Regions from separate parts of the Homo sapiens genome. Here region 2 is linked to region 1. Evidence: chromatin loops called from intact Hi-C (ENCODE). Cell type or tissue: mammary epithelial cell. All regions are shown on one strand.

Region 1 (5,000 bases):
ATTTATCTTCTTGTCTCCAAGGTCATTATGTTCCTGAGTGCCAGGTTCATCTTTCTTCTTACAGGGTTTTATTGCATGTATAATTGGTCCTAACATGCTTTATAATCTAAGCTGTTTTAAATTTTATAAAAAGGATTCCATCCTTATTTAATCTTATGCTATCCTCACAAACTTATTTTCCCCCACTTGATATTTTACTATGAAGAAATTAAAAGTTACCTACAACTGAATAATAATGAAATGCTACATATTAAAATCTGTACTTATAATAGAAGATAGCCTCAATGTTAATAAGGTGTCAATCTTAAGTATACAAAAACTGAACAAAATAAGTTCATATTTAGCAAAAGAAAAACCACAATAAATATGAGCACAAATTGATGAAATAGAAAAATATTTTCTAGAAAAGATCAAAAAAGTCAAAAGTAGATTCTTTGATAAAATAATTAATAGATAAACCTTTTTTTGTTTTTTTTTTTTGAGACGGAGTCTTGCCCTGTCGCTCAGTCTGGAGTGCAGTGGCACTAACTTGGCTCACTGCAAGCTCTGCCTCCCGGGTTCATGCCATTTTCCTGCCTCAGCCTCCCAAGTAGCTGGGACTACAGGCGCCCGCCACCACGCCCGGCTAATTTTTTTGTATTTTTAGTAGAGACGTGGTTTCACTGTGTTAGCCAAGATGGTCTTGATCTCCTGACTTCGTGATCCACCCGCCTCGGCCTCCCAAAGTGCTGGGATTACAGGTGTGAGCCACCACGCCCAGCCAATAGATAAACCTTTGACAATATCGATTAAAAGAGGAAGATGTTTTGAATGAAAAAGTGAATATTTATTACAACTAAAATAATAAATGGCTATTGTCAACAACTATCTGTCAAAATTTTTAAAAATTTAGATGAAATGTATAAATGCCTAAAAATTTATAACTAACCATAATGGACCCAAGAAATAACAAAAAGTTTATATAGCCCTATGGCTATTAAATAAATTAAGGTAATTGTTAAAATTTTTTTTGCAAAGAAAACATCACACCAGGTGATTTTACACGCAAATTTTTCCCAATGTTCAAGGAAGACATCATTCCAATTTTATGCAAACTCTTCCATATGATAGAAAAAAAGAGATTATTCCCCATAGATTCTGTAAATCAGTATAACCCTGTTACTAGGACCAGGCATAAAAATCACAAGGGAGGAAAATTACAGCCTTCTCTCACAAAGGAATATAGATGCAGACCATTCTTCTTAGTAGTATACTCAATTGTAAGGCATAACAAATTTTATTTCCAATATACAAGTAGCAGTGTAACATTACAGAAAGATTTCATTAGCTTTGGAATGTACCATTTTTCTAGCTGTATAATGTAGCAATGTTATCTAATTTCTCTAAGACTCAGTTTCCTTCTTTGCAAAATGGCTTTTTATAATATCTATCTAATTCTGTGGGAATTAAGGAAGTAAACAATATAAAGCCCTTAGCTCAGAGTCTGGAAGTAACAGTAAGCAATAATAAGTTACAGCTTCTATTTATCAAGTACTTAGCTCCCCGGCTGAGTATTTTTTTTTTTTTTAACTCTCCTTTAATCCCCACAACCACCCTGAATGGTGGAGATTATGCTCAATTAGTGAATAAAGAAACTGAGTCAAGTGGAATTTCAACAACTCACCCAAAGTCACATAAGTTGCAAAAAGTCACGCTAATGTAACAATCGCAGTCTCTGAATACTGATGCCTGGGGTCCTTTCAAATGTGGAGCTGATATTACCAGCTGCTATCGGGGACACAGCACTTCCTCTGAGGGGCACTGGAGTTCCTTCCACAAGGCATGGAATGTGTTCACCTTTTCAGGGGAAGCAGTTTTCAAGTTGGGGTTTGATTTGTGACATGTGAGATTAAATTGCAGCATTTCTAATGGAAAGGCTTCAGAGGGCAGGAATGAGCGATACACTGTCATTTCTCCATCTCTGCGTGAGGAACCTTAAGCACTAATGAGATCAGATATGTCACCGCAACTCTCTCCACTCTGCCACAGATTCCAGGTCAGAATATTTTTTTTTTTAAACATTCTGGCCACTTCACTGCCTACCTGCAACTCTCTACCACGTTCCTGACATATAAGATTTATGATAATTTACCTTAGGCAGGGCTTGGAGTTTTATTCCACCAGGTTATCAAAAATGTTGCCAATAATCTCTTTCATATTTTCATAGGACAAGATTATACAAATAATATTCCACCCTATTCTTTCCCTAGAGAAACTTACATATCGATTAGACAGGGAGGCCTAACAAAGATTCAAGAGTCAGTTTGTCCTATGAGCGTGGAAAACACCACTCCTGTTAAAGATTACAGAGTGACGTCACTTATGACTATGCTGTGCAAAGTGCTGGGTTTTTTTTTTTTTTTTTGTATCCTAAGGGGCTTTATGCTTGTCTTTGTACTATTGGTGCCTTGGGAAGGAAAACAAGAATGCATTTCTCAACATTTATGTCTGCAGCGATACTGGGAACTGTGAATGCTAACATATTTTTAAAGAGCTCTGATAGAGAGAAACCAGGTGGTGAAAGAAGGTAGTGAACAAGCCTGGATACAGAAAGGTTTAGAGTAGAACTTACGGGCGCCACCTGCTGGTCCCCTGACACCACTGCCCAGAGCTTCCAGTTCCCCTAATTGGAGTCTCAGCTTTATGGCCAGTTGGCTCAGCTGAATATTATTAAATGATTTCTGTCTTCAACTATGCTTAGACACAGCCTTGGAGACAAGTAAGTAATGCAGAGAGAGTAAAAGGGAGTGAGTAGATGTCAAAGAATGGTTTGCCCATTCAACATATGTGTGACTGCTGTGAAAGGTGTATGGGAGTTTCCCACATCATCTATCAGCAAAAAGACATAAATGGTGATCTTCCTTCCTTTTCCCACCTTCTTTTTTTTTTTTTTTTTTTTTTTTTGAGATGGAGTGCTGGAGTGCAGTGGAGCGATCTCGGCTCACTCCAACCTCCACCTCCTGGGTTCCAGTGATTCTCTTGCCTCAGCCTCCCAAGTAGCTGGGATTACAGGCGCCCGCCACTACGCCTGGCTAATTTTTTGTATTTTTAGTATAGACGGGGTTTCACCATGTTGGCCACGATGGTCTCAAACTCCTGACCTTGTGATTCACCTGCCTCGGCCTCCCAAAGTGCTGGGATTACAGGTGTGAGCCATCGTGCCCAGCCTTTTCCCTTTCTTTCTTGGAGAGAAATGATAGCATCTGAGGAGGCAGGAGCGAGGGGTGTCTTGTGGAGGTGGGTAGTGATGGCAGCCTGCTCTGTAACTGAACATGCAGGGCAACGTGGGGAGAGGGGTGCTGCATGGATGGGGGCAGTGGTGTTTCTAGTGTGTGAGGAAGCAGAGCAGAGGATGAGATGTACGCAGGTGGTGGGCAGTGAAGGCTAATATTGAACAAATGAGTATATATATTAAGGATAATGGGAACCAAGTTTCTGTCAGAGAAGGTATTTATAAATGTGGAAGGGGGAAAAGACTTAGATTTGAATTGAAGATACTGATATGAATTCATGTGGCTTATGTGTAAACATATACACATACCCAGATATGGAAATAATAATAAGTGTGTGTTTGTGTGGACTTATATGTACATATTTCCTAGCTCTGTGTTGACTGGGTCTCAAAGCATTGACATCACAGGAACAATAAGCATGCTAAGCACCCAGATCTTGATTTCTAAAATCATTCTACACGGACAGGAACCAGAGCTGCTTGGAGAAGTGGCTGATTCCAAGGCTGGACAGGGACAGTATAAGATGATCCTGGAGCATCTTTTTTGTACCAGAATATAAAGAAATGCTCAAAGAATGATGGGGAGATCTGGCAAGTACCAACTGGACCAGGTGATCAAGTGGGGATACGGTCAGTGTGGTTGCCTTCTGATGTGATATGCTGAGAAGAGCTCAGCAGCGTTTTTGTGGAATTCCTGCCAAGATGGCATGGAAGAATACATGACTTGAGTCTAATAATGAAGAAACAGTGGAAGCTCCAGAGAAAGAGTCATCCTACAGGAAAAAAAGACCTATACTCTTTAAGGCAGGAAAACACGAGACAGGGAAAGAATAAAAATCCATTCCAGGCTGGGTGCTGTGGCTCACGCCTGTAATCCCAGCACTTTGGGAGGCTGAGGCGGGTGGATCACCTGAGGTTAGGAGTTCAAGCCCAGCCTGGCCAACATGGTGAAACTCCGTCTCTACTAAAAATACAAAAAATTAGCCAGGCATGGAGGTGTGTGCCTGTAATCCCAGCTACTCCAGAGGCTGAGGCAGGAGAATTGCTTAGAAGCTGGGAGGCGGAGGTTGCAGTGAGCTGAAGATCGCGTCACTGCACTCCAGCCTGGGCGACAGAGGGAGACTCTGACTCTCAACAAACAAACAAACAAACAAAACCATTCCAGATTGGAGGAAACTGATGAAAAATAATAATTAAATGCAGTGTATGTTTCTGTATAGCATCCTGGACCAAAAAAGAAAATGTCATCACTGAGACAGTTGGCAAAATGTGAATGGGGCCTGTGGACTGAATGGTAGTGCTGTATCAGTGTTGATTCCTGATTGGAAGTGTTTTTATAATAGTAATGAGAAGAGTGCTCTTGTTTTGGGAAGGTAATCAAACACCTGAAGAGTGATGGAGCATCATATCTGAAAGGGAATATCTATATATTGATCTCTCTGAATGAAAGAGAATTAAAATGTTGCAAGGTGGATAATCAGGGTGAAAGGATACCGCAGTTCTTGCTACCCTTCTGTCGGTTTGAAACAGCTTCAGAATTAAAAAAAATACTAAAAGTGCTGAGCTCTGAGAAGAAGAAAATAGCATAAGTTTAATGGGAAAATTATGTTATACATGATTAGAATCCTTCTTTGTTTTCTGAGAAGACCCTTTGTTGGGAAGAATTGATGATCAGGAATGCAAATGAGAATGGCCAAAGGACAGCTAGCTGACTTACAAAAAGAAAAAG
Region 2 (5,000 bases), 860 kb before region 1:
GAAAAACGTGGGGAGTACTTTTCCAATTGAGGAATTCAAACTGTTTCTAAAATAGAATAGTAGTGTTGAATATATCTAACACCACAGAGGAAAAAATGAAATATTCCGTATATATTGATTTTCTACATAAACTATGCATTATTCCCTTCATTTTTAATAGAATGCTTCCTAAAATGCAGTACATATTTCTTTTTTTTGTAAATGCATTACAAACTTCTTTGTAAAAAGAGCATTCTGTCCGTGATTCAGAAAACTTTCAACAAAGCCTGTAAACTCTGAAGCAGGAAACCAGTACCGTGTGATTGACTGAAATAGAGAACGCTGTTTACCCCTAATTCTGGCCTCTTCTCTAGTTATCTTCATGGTGAATTTCTTTTTTTTTTATTTCCAACTTTTAAGTTCAGGGGTACCTGTGCAGAGTGTGTGTTTGTTACATAGGTAAACGTGTGTCATGGTGGTTTGCTGCACAGAACATCCCATCACCTAGGTATTAAGCTCATCACCCATTAGCTATTCTTCCTGATGCTCTCCCTCCTCCCATTCCCCATCCTCCAACAGGCCCTAGTGTGTGTTGTTTCCTTCCACGCATCCATGTGTCCTCATCATTCAGCTCCCACTTATAAGTGAGAATGTGTATTTGGTTTTCTGTTCCTGCATTAGTTTGCCGAGGATAATGGCTTCCAGCTACATCTGTGTCCCTGGAAAGGATATGATCTTGTTCCTTTTTATGGCTGCATAGTATTCCATGGTGTATATGTACCATTCTTTCTTTATCCAGTCTATCAATGATGGGCATTTGGGCTGATTCCATGTCTTTGTTATTGTGAATAGTGCTGCAATGAGCATACATGTGCAAATATGTTTGTGATAGAATGATTTATATTCCTTTGGGTATATACCCAGTAATGGGATTGCTGGGTCAAATGGTATTTCTGCCTCTAGGTCTTTGAGGAATCATGACACTGTCTTCCACAATGGTTGAACTAACTTACACCAACTTCATGGTGAATTTCCAAGGAGACACTTTCATCTGCCTCAATCAACCTTTCCCTTTCTTGCCTTTCCATTTAAATAAAAACCTATCTTCCTAGGTAACTACAGAGAGGGAAGAACTACAGAGAAAAGAAACATACATGCACACAAACACATGTATACCTTGCAAGCTCAGCACACACTGAGCTTAACTGACACAAAATTCCAAGTCAATGGACTTTGCATTTTCTTAAAGCCTGCAGTGCTCTCATTGCTCACAGGCCTTTTTCTGCCTGCTTCTGAGATTCATTACAGATGGCTAAGGCTGGAAGTATGATGGCTGGATAAGTGGGGCATTACTTGATCTTCTATCATTCTGGTAAGAATTCTATGAGGCAGAGAAAAGGCATATGCCATTATCCTCATTTTTTTTTTAATGGGGAAACTGCAGCACACAAAGAAAGTTAAGTAACTTGCCCAAGGCACCAAGCAAATTGGTGTCAGAGAATTCAGGTCTTTAAAACTGTGTTCTTCTCCTCGTCAAATAACAATAATGCCTTCCCCCTTCCCCCAGTTTTTCCCACACTTGTTATCCAAGTACAATATATATCTAAATTGTATTTTATGCATTTCTAGACACCTCCAATCATCAAATTATAATTTCCTATTATGTTTTATTTGAAATGTTAGCTTTTAAAATGATATCCATAAATCTTTCAAACATGCAATTAGCAGGAAGAGGAGAGAAAGGATGGTTGGAAATAAAAAAAAAAGAACAGTTTCAATGACTTTGCTCGGGTAAAGAACCAAAAGACTTAAAAAAAAAAACAAAAAGCAAAACCAACAATTCCGGCAGGTGAGGGAAGAAGGTTCTTTGTGACAGGGTTTTGCCTCTTTGCCTCCTTATGCAGCAGGGGGAGCTATGGTACTATTCGTTAAGGTTACAGGAAGACAACAAGTCTGAAAAAATAATCCAATTCGCTCCTAGGATATCCATTTTCTTTTGCATTTTCAAATGGTTCTTTTCTGTTTTTGAAACGTTTTTCCTCCATGCCTTGAGAACCTCAGGCTGCACTACCTATATCCCTTTTTCTCTGGAATGACAGAGGGTTACCACCTTCGCTGTACATCCTTATGATGTCATTTTGATAAAGATATTAGGAGATACAGTTGCACAAAGCAGCCTGCCTTCCTCTGCCCCATCACTCTATAGGTTTCCTCCATAATTTATCAAATCTATTTTTTAGCCCAAAAAGAGGACTCTCCTGCAACTGAAAAATTCCCAGAACAACCACTGGCACATGTCTTTACATTTTCAGTTGCAATCCATCAGAAATGATTGTCAAAAATATCTCACTAAAAAAAAAAAAAACACTATTTGTAGAAATTTTAAAAAATTTATTCAAATAATAAATTAAAATGTTTCCAAAAGTAGTCTAAGTAATTAATTTTGAGTAGAAAAAAATCTTTTTTAAGAGTTTATAGGAATCAAAGAATTTCATCCTTATATAAGGCTGCATCTAACATTACTGTGAAGATCAATTTTTTTTCAACTGAATGGGCTCTTGGGTCCCCAGAGATTTGGTTAAACATTATTTTGGGTGTATCTGTGAAGGTGTTTTTGGCCGAGATTAACACACAAATCAGTAGACTGAGTGAAGTAAATTGCCTCTCAAATGTGGTTAGGTCTCATCCAATCAATTGGAGCCCTGAACAGAATAAAATGGTGGAGTAAGGGAGAATTTGCTCTCTCTGTCTTTTTAGTTGGAACATAGGTCTTTTGCCTTGGGACCCTTCCAACTTGGACTGGAGCTTATACCATTGGCTCTTCCAGTTGTCAGGCCTTCAGACTCAACCTGGAACTATCTATTGGTTCTTCTGACTTTTCAGCTTGCCAGACTGTAGGTCATGGGACTTCTCAGCCTCCATGACCACATGAGCCAATTCTGTATAATAAATCTATCTATCTATCTATCTATCTATCTATCTATCTATCTATCTATCTATTGTTTCTGTTGCTCTGGAGAGCCCAGATTAATATAATTACTAATTTCATGTTAAATTGCTTTGGTATAAATGAAGCAGAAAAAAAAAAGTGTTTACTTACAATATTCCCTTCTAGGTAACAACACCATAATTGGGTTTTCCAGTAAACAACAGGCATAGTTTCCAAACTTATTTATACAAATAAATCTCACCTGTAATAACTGTGCTTATTTTTATATATTTGACTATAAATAGATGCTAATATGGTAGCAAAAGAGAATGAGGATATCACCTCTGTGTCTTCCTGATATCTGGGAAAGCCCATTCTAGGCTTCACGTAACAACCCACATGGCTGCCTTTATCTACTCTTCCTACCAGAAAAATATTTAAAACCTTTACCAAAAAAACAGCTGTGATTTATCTTGTTTGTAATTTTTAAGATACAGATAGATTACAAATAGATGTATAATGTATGACATACACACAACTTGAAATCCACAAACTTCGTTATTTGCTTCCTCTTAATAAGTTCCTTTACATAGACAGCCTTTTCAGGTCAGAGTATATAAACAAATGTACTGACTGCCTACTATATCCTGGGCCAGGAAAACAAAAAGTGTGCTATGTGAACTGTTTATTGCTGATCTACAGAGAAAAAAAGAAGCTAGAGCTGGAACGTAAATTAAATTTATCAATAAGCAAACATTTTTTTCCTAGCAAGAATTTTCCAAAGAAGGAAGGAGAGTGCTGATTTATATTGTGGCCCAAGTTCCTTATCTCACTGTAATGGCAACTTTGAGTAGCATTGTTCTAGGTAATTCTAGATGCTTTTGAGACAGCCAGGTGGGAGGGGTTCTCCAACAGGCATGCCCACTGGGAAGAGCGCACACCGGGGTGGAGCCACAGAGGTTCGCACCTTTTGCAGCCGGGAGGAGCCTGGCCCCTCCTCTTCCTGTGTGGAATCTGGGATTCAAGCTGTGGTGGGAAGCACTCCAGGAGGGACTCTGGCCTTGTGGAGGATTACTGTTTCCCCTTTTCACCCAAAAAACTCCTGCTTTACTCACCCTTCAAACTTTCTGTGAGCCTAAATTTTCATGTCCCTGGGACAGACAAGGACGCTGTCTTTAGCTGAACTAAGGAAAAGTCCTGCAACACTTTCAGATGTATTATTTTGTTATTTACAATGGCTAACATTTATTTAATTCTATGTGCCCAATACTTGTACTAACTCATTTAATCCTCATTAAAAAACTTGTGAAATAAGTACTATTAATATTATTATCTCTACCCTATAGATGAGAAAAATGGAAGCACAAATGTTAAACATAGTAAGTAATGAGCTGGGATCTGGCTCTAGAACATGCTCTTACCACTTCACTATACTGCCTCCTTTGAAATCTGAATCCTCATGACAATTCAGTGAGGAAAACAATGTCGCCATTTAAGAGTTGAGAGACAGCACTCCTAGATTGTTAGCTTCCCAAAGACAAAGGCTGTACTAATTGATTCTGCATATTCTCTCTAGAAGCCTCTAATGATGGCCTCAAGCTCATAGGCATTGTAGAGAAATGCAGAAGTGTCATGAAACATGGCCTTCTACTCTCATGAAGCTCACAACCTCATGGAAGAGATACTACCAAGTACAAAGTGGAAGGGCTGCTCTGCCCTGGGCTTGGAAGAATGAATGTGAGGATCAAAAAATTATTTTAAGGACCTCTAAGCCTTGAAAGTAAACAGGTCTAGTCTTGTAAGACTGTAAATGCCCACATGTCTTATTCTACCATTTGTACACTAATGAGATACAGGAAGAGGGACAAATAAGTAACTCTCGATAGCAATGTACAGACTGTAGGGTCTGTCTTCTGCCTTGGGGAGTGGGTATAGGGGGGTCCAGCAAAGAATTAGACAAATAAGATCCCATAGAAGGCAAGGTCAAGACAGTACGTAAATTTATCCTACTCTCCAAAAGTGGGATTGAGAGCTTCAGAGTCCACAGTCAGTCTTCCACAGAGTTGGCCTCTGTGATTTGAATAAAGTGATC

Evidence for each region. A loop is a pair of places that touch in the nucleus more often than their neighbours do. Peaks named below come from ENCODE experiments on the same cell type or tissue, not always from the same donor. Only the 100,000 strongest peaks of a DNase experiment are listed, where the experiment ranks them.
Region 2: it touches region 1 in a loop (9-fold over the local background); 16 of 110 quality-filtered maps call a loop at or near these places.

The regions. Positions count from the first base shown.
Region 1 is chr3:59,855,319-59,860,318 of GRCh38, forward strand. All of the region lies in intron 8 of FHIT (fragile histidine triad diadenosine triphosphatase), which reads right to left. All of the region lies in intron 1 of LOC105377113 (a long non-coding RNA gene), which reads left to right. Among named protein-coding and RNA genes, the nearest start is that of MIR548BB, 760 kb to the right of the region's middle. In mammary epithelial cell, a CTCF peak has its summit at 2,617 (motif pointing left); a DNase peak (open chromatin) is centred at 2,533.
Region 2 is chr3:58,993,047-58,998,046 of GRCh38, forward strand. All of the region lies in intron 4 of CFAP20DC (CFAP20 domain containing), which reads right to left. All of the region lies in intron 2 of CFAP20DC-AS1 (CFAP20DC antisense RNA 1), which reads left to right. Among named protein-coding and RNA genes, the nearest start is that of CFAP20DC, 54 kb to the right of the region's middle. RefSeq lists an enhancer at 4,932-5,000. In mammary epithelial cell, a CTCF peak has its summit at 1,885 (motif pointing right); a DNase peak (open chromatin) is centred at 1,895; H3K27ac peaks cover 2,735 bases.